2 separate regions of the Mus musculus genome follow, and region 1 is linked to region 2. The links are chromatin loops, found by intact Hi-C in ENCODE. Cell type or tissue: heart. All regions are shown on one strand. Each heading gives the region's core, and the rest is flanking DNA. Links, peaks and the distances in the headings are about the cores only. Region 1 holds the start of Gm36470 (predicted gene, 36470). Region 2 has its middle 72 kb from the start of Gm36548.

Region 1 (2,904 bases), core at 230-2,729, 140 kb after region 2:
CCTCAATAAGGTCCTGTTTTTGCGTGTATGAAAATGTTATCTACCACCCCACGGAACCCCCATAAGTACTGTTGCTTTATTTTGTTTTCATCTGTCCTCATCAGACTGATACCCGTCCCCGTTCCCCCCCGCCCCCGCCGCCTCACCCTGTCAACACCCCAACTCTGGGGGACCTTAGGTGCAGACCCCCGATGCAGACCCCCGACGCCGCATCCCACTGGATCCCTTTTACGCCACTTATTTTCAGTCGCGAGATTCCCCCACTAGAGTGGTTGCAGTGAGAACCGGAAATTTTCATTTAACTCTCCCCCGCCCTCCGGGCCCCCAGTTCGGAGCCGATCGCTGGGGAGCACAGCCAGGGCCCGGCCGGGCCTTGCTCGCTTGCTCCGGAAGGTTTTAATTTGCACACTCGCCTCCGGGTGGTTCTCGGGCCCCGAGGCTCGCAGGTCCCCCGCCCCGCAGTCCTCCACTCGGGCCCCCAGCCGCGGCCAGAGCCCCGAGGCCCCCGAGCCTCCCCGGCTCCCCCTCGGGCGGCGCCCTCCGCCGTCCCTCCGCCCTCCACCGCTGTGCCCACCCCCTACCCGCAGAGCGCTGCTCGCCTGGGCCGCAGTAGTCAGTTACCTGCTCCGCGGGGCGAACACGTGCGGGGGCAGACAGACACTCCAGCTTCACAGGAGGCCGGCGTCCCTGGACCGCAGGTAAGGGGCCACGGACTCACGTGGGTGGGCTGAGGGGCGAGGGTCTCCGACAAGGATCGGAGTGGGTGAGAGTAACGGGGTGTAGGGGGCTGTGTGGCCCCTCGGAATCCGCTTGGGTTAACCCCTTAGGAGTTGAGACTGGGTAGGTTATGGGGGCCACCTAGAGCTAGAGATCTCCAGAGGAACCTCCCACAGCGGGGACACCCCGACACTAGAGTCCTATGCCAGTTTGAACAGATTTCATGCGTAAAATACCCATACGTTCACTTTTCATCGAGCTTCCCCAAACTGACTCTACTTGGACAGTCACATTTAAAATTGAACGTGCACCGTCTGGGTGGGATTCCGTGCTGTAGAGTGTGTTTCCGCGCCCCCACGCTCATTTTCCCTGTGCAAGTTCCCTCTGTAACCTCCCGAGGGGTGTGGGTATGGGCCCCATCTTCCCAATTAAGGAGTAAAACGTTCGCCCAGGCTTCCTGCTTGGCGACCCCTCTGGCGCGTTATGCACGGAGTAGTGCACACAGCCCACCGGGGTTGAAGCCCCGCAAGCGTGCACTCTTGCTTCAAGTCCCAAGTTTACTTTTCTTATTTAAAGCTTTGCAGTTCAAATGCACACCCTGGGCAGGAGCAGCCCGGGGCTCGGCGGCGCACTCGTCCTGTGCACGTGGGCGTATCTGCGCGGGCGCATCTGCGTTTGCGCACACGCGCGGGTCGGGGTCCCGCGGGCGGCCTCCCCTTACTGCGCTGGTGGCGACCCTTGCGGCGTTTGGCAAGGCTTCGGGAGAGGCTCATGAAGGATTTCATTGAGTGCTAAGACAGAGATCAGAGACAGAAAGCAGAAGGAGGCGGCTGCAGCCTTTGTAGTCGCGGAGGAATGCGGAAATGTTGAAGCGCTATGTCAAACTTTTTTGAAATGGGGTCAAGTCACATTCAGCCAGCGTGGGAAAGCAACAACAACTACGAAAAAGTGGAGGAGGGGAGGGGGCTAGGCACCGCCGCTCCGGTCCGGGGGGTGTAGGCCCGCGGGGGTGGGACGGCTGCCCCCTCCTGGAGCCTAGGCTGGACACCGGCAGAGGGGGAGGGCGGGCGCCAAGGCCGTTGCTCCCGCTACCTGTGTGGCCCTCGACCTGGCTCGGACCCCCGGGTGAGGGCTGGAGGGTCCTTTCCGCAGCTTTTTAGGAAAGCTCTCAAAGGAACGGGGAGTGGCCCTGCCTTGGCCGGGCGGTGCTATGCTGGCATCCAGTGGGGGTCGCTCCATGTGTTCTTTAATACCAGGCAGAAGAGCGTGGTGGTGGGGGGGATGGGTACGGGGCAGGTAAACGCATGCAGACCGTTCCGGACACGCGGCTGTGGTGGAACAAGGTCCAGCCCAGACTAAGGCCGCTGTGGGACGGGAAGGCTCACTCGGTCATCCCTAAACAACAGAACGGGGAGGGGGCGCCCGACCGCGCGCGTGGGACCTAGCCTCTGGCCTTTGGAGAACAGAGCGACTGTCTCAGCTACCGACATTCAGCCGCCCAGGATACCGGGCGGGGATTCGGAAGTCTCGACACAAGGGCAGCCCCTTCTCACACCGGGGAGACCTACGTTTACTGCCCCCTACCCCCACCGTCGTAAGGGCGGTTGCTTTTGCACGGCTTGAAAACTTAAGGACCAGTCCCGATTAGCTAGCAAAGTCCCGAAGTTACTTTTTCAGGACAGGACGAGTGAAAGTGTGACGTACCTTCCTTTCCCACATCCTTCGGATCTTTGTGTTTGTGTATGTGTGAGGTGGGGAGCACGACACTACTCCCCTTCCAGGACCCCTCGCTCTCCCACCTCTAGTAGCCCCAGCCCTCCCCTACCAGATGGTCTGTCCTCGCTGAGTTTCCACCAGGGAGGTCCTCCGAATCGGAGGCAGAATTTCGTCTCCCACTAAGCTTGCCATACCCCAAAGACCATTTGTGAGAGCGAGTCCCTTTCAAATGTCTCCCTGTAGAAAAACTGAAAGTAGAAAAGAAAGGAAGCAATTTCCGAGCAGATGTCTGACCACCCCTACTCGCATACTCGCAGCATCGGGTTACAGGGTTCTAGGAGCCCCAACCCCGTTCTGCGGCCCCACGTGGGTGAACCCCCGGTGCTTTTACGCCAGCTTCCGAACTCCCCCAGGTCGCCCCATACCCTGCACGACCAGGCCCCTGGAGTCAGGGAGGGCAGCGGAGAACAA
Region 2 (2,904 bases), core at 232-2,731:
AGTCAAACTCTCGAGACTTCACCTCTGCCATCAAAAAAAAAAAAAAAAAAATTCCAGGAATAGACACTGCTCTAGAATTTGATACCATAACACTTCCCAGAATCTCTGTTCAAGTCTGCAAGCTAGCTCAACTCCGCTTTAGTCTTCGGTCTTTACTGTTGGGTTATTTTAGCCATTTGAAGTTCCTATAATGGCTTGTACTGCCCTTGATCATCTTTGGTCCTGCCCGCTGGTGGACCTCTGGTGTCTCCTATATCAAATGGTCTAACTAGTCCCAAACCCAAAGGAGTTAGCATCATCTAGAAGTCAGGGGGTCCCTTAGGAGAAAGAACCCAAAGGTAAAGACGACAAGCCAAGACAGATATAATTCCTTCTTTTCTGTCTTTTGAGGTCTCCATAACCCACTGTTACTCCACTGAGACTGGGAGAAAACACCAGATGGGAATGCACACGTGTAGTTCCCAAAATTGAAGGTCGTTTCACAAAGGACATGCATGTGCTATTAAAAGTGGCATGGTCTCAGGTTAAAGATGTAGCTCAGTGTTAAAGAACTTACCTATCATGTGCAAAGTCTTAAGTTTGATGTGGTCGGGGTGGATCTCAAAGCTCAAAGGCATCCTCATGTAAAAGGTGGCTGTGGATACTACAGACTGCCAGTTAGGATCCTCTCCTTGTACTTATTGGCTTAGTTTGTACGCGGGATTCATGTAGGTGTATTACCTATGTATTAGTTTCTGAATCAGTCAAGTGTTGGCTTTGACAGCTACAATAACATGCATTATCACAATGGTCTAACCCAGTTAGAGAATATTCTTTCTTATGCAGGGAGTAGGGGAGTTGGGTAAAAGTACTTCAGATCTGTGTGCTGCAAATAAGATGTCATTAGAGACATCTGTCCGCACAACTGTCCCTAGAACCTTGCTTTATAGCTTATGATGGAGATCGGGAATCTGTCTGCTTGTCCTTTAGGGACTAGGCCCAACATACTAGGTAAAGGACAGACAGACATAATCAGACCTCCACGATGGTCGGGGTCCTCTCAACCAAGAGCCTGAAGGCTACAGGAATATACCTGAGCTTGTTGGGGGCGGGGGAGGCGTGGTGCCCGTGGGGATGGATGGGTCTGGACAGACCGGGAACATCTTGCCTGGAGAGTAGTTTCTCTGCTTGGAGACATCTGTGCCGAGTCATCACAAATGCTGCTTGGAAGGGGGTCTCTTTAAAAACAAACTGGAAGTCCTCTCTCCCCAAGCTGCAGGCTGAGAGCGCTCCTGCTCCTTGGCCTGTCAGAGACTCCCAGCCCTGCAGCCTGCAGACTTCCTGTGAAGCTAGTCAGGACAGAACTTCTTTCCTCCTGATCCTCTTCTCTGTCAGCTGTGGCTGCGGCAGTAAATCTTCAGAGAAGGCTCCTTTGGCAAGCTCTCTTCTGAACTCTGCCCTGCAGACCTTCGCAGGCACTTCTGCATTCTGCCCCATGATAATTCTCCCCCCTCTGAGACTGCTGTTTTTCTCACACTCAGGCAGGCCTCTCACTTTCCTTAACGAACTCTTTCTCTGGCCCCACTCCAAAGGGTGTGCTCCAGCAATCAAACACTTCCCCTTTTGTCTTATCACAACTCCAACAGGCCAGATAAGGTCAGGCAGAGGGAAGGGATGGCCGAGCGGGAGCAAGGAAGGAAGAGGTCTTCTAGCTAGGTTCAGTTGCTGTGAAGGCAGGTAAAGGAACACAGGGAAGAAGCTGACGCAACCTTCCCACCAGCATCTAGGACCCTTTATACGCAAGGGCACAGATCGCATAACCTCTCTCCATCCCTCGCAGCACTTCCACGGGAAGCTTCAGAACACTTAACCTACTTGGAAATAACTTTTGGTTGCTTTGAAAACAGTGGGATAGACTAAATCAGACACAAGATCCAGTATGGCACAGACAGCAGGGGATTAAATAGTTAATTTTTAGCAAACCTAAATAGAATTTCCATCATGTGCAGGCAGTCAGCTGCTATTGTGGGTCACCAAGACACAACGCACTATTTCTAGAGTTTGTGGAAAACATTAGGCAGCTCTAATAGAGTCAATGGCATTTCCTTCCTCTACTGAAACATGACTTCACTAAATCCCCGTTGAAAGTTTTTTTCCCCTCTTTCTAAACATTTCTCTCCATCTGCAGAGTAAGTCAATAAAAGAAGTTAAAAGTTAAAATGCCTAGTGAAATTTTATCAGGCATGAAATGGCATTCAAACCAGAGTTGCCACCCTGTCTTAGATGGGTGAAAATTGACCCAAACTTGGGGGCGGGGGAGGGGGGCGGGGGTGTATAACAGATTTCAGCTCTTGCAGCCACTGAGGGGAAAATCATTCCAAAGAGGCATTCCATGAAACCCAGGCTCTGTGAACAGTTGGGATTCTTGTACAAGGTACATCACTTCCAGAAACCTCTGAATTCTAGGAGGCCACCATTCTGTTCTCTTGGTGCCCTGACATGTTGCACTACACAGCCTTCATTTGTGTAGTGTGTCCCTATCGCATGAGACACTGCAGAGAGCAACCCTGAGAAGCTGTGTTACCTGTGGGTAACAGAGGGAAAATGCAGGAGACTCTGTTCATTATCTTAGAAAAGGGCTTTGGATGTTACATGTAGACCTAGAAAGGTTTTTTAAAATGGCTTTGTGGTTTTAAGTGTTTTGAGACAATTTTGCTACATAGCTCATGTTTACCTCCAACTCAAGATCCTCCTGCCTCAGCCTCCTGAACTGATTACCAGCATGCTCACTGTACTGGGGCTCCAGAAATACTGAACAAAAGAATGCAAACAGGGAAAAAGCATCCTTCTTTGCATAGGTTTAATAAATTACTAAGGGTGCCATCCTTGGGTTGCAGACATGTTGTCTTCATAGGAACTAGACTA

What was found. Peaks named below come from ENCODE experiments on the same cell type or tissue, not always from the same donor. Only the 100,000 strongest peaks of a DNase experiment are listed, where the experiment ranks them.
Region 1: a loop joins it to region 2, with 4 times the contacts of the local background. A loop is called at or near these places in 1 of 42 quality-filtered maps.

The regions. Positions count from the first base shown.
Region 1 is chr5:3,340,877-3,343,780 of GRCm38, forward strand. Gm36470 (predicted gene, 36470) reads right to left here and starts at 2,683. Exons shown (of 4, transcript NR_168898.1): 1 at 2,422-2,683. It also overlaps a transcript of Cdk6 not described here. In heart, for the core only: a CTCF peak has its summit at 1,778 (motif pointing left); DNase peaks (open chromatin) are centred at 335, 545, 1,375 and 1,925; H3K4me3 peaks cover 2,500 bases; H3K27ac peaks cover 2,500 bases.
Region 2 is chr5:3,197,077-3,199,980 of GRCm38, forward strand. No RefSeq gene overlaps it. Among named protein-coding and RNA genes, the nearest start is that of Gm36548, 72 kb to the right of the region's middle. In heart, for the core only: no CTCF peak of the experiment used is centred there; a DNase peak (open chromatin) is centred at 1,505; H3K4me3 peaks cover 662 bases; H3K27ac peaks cover 878 bases.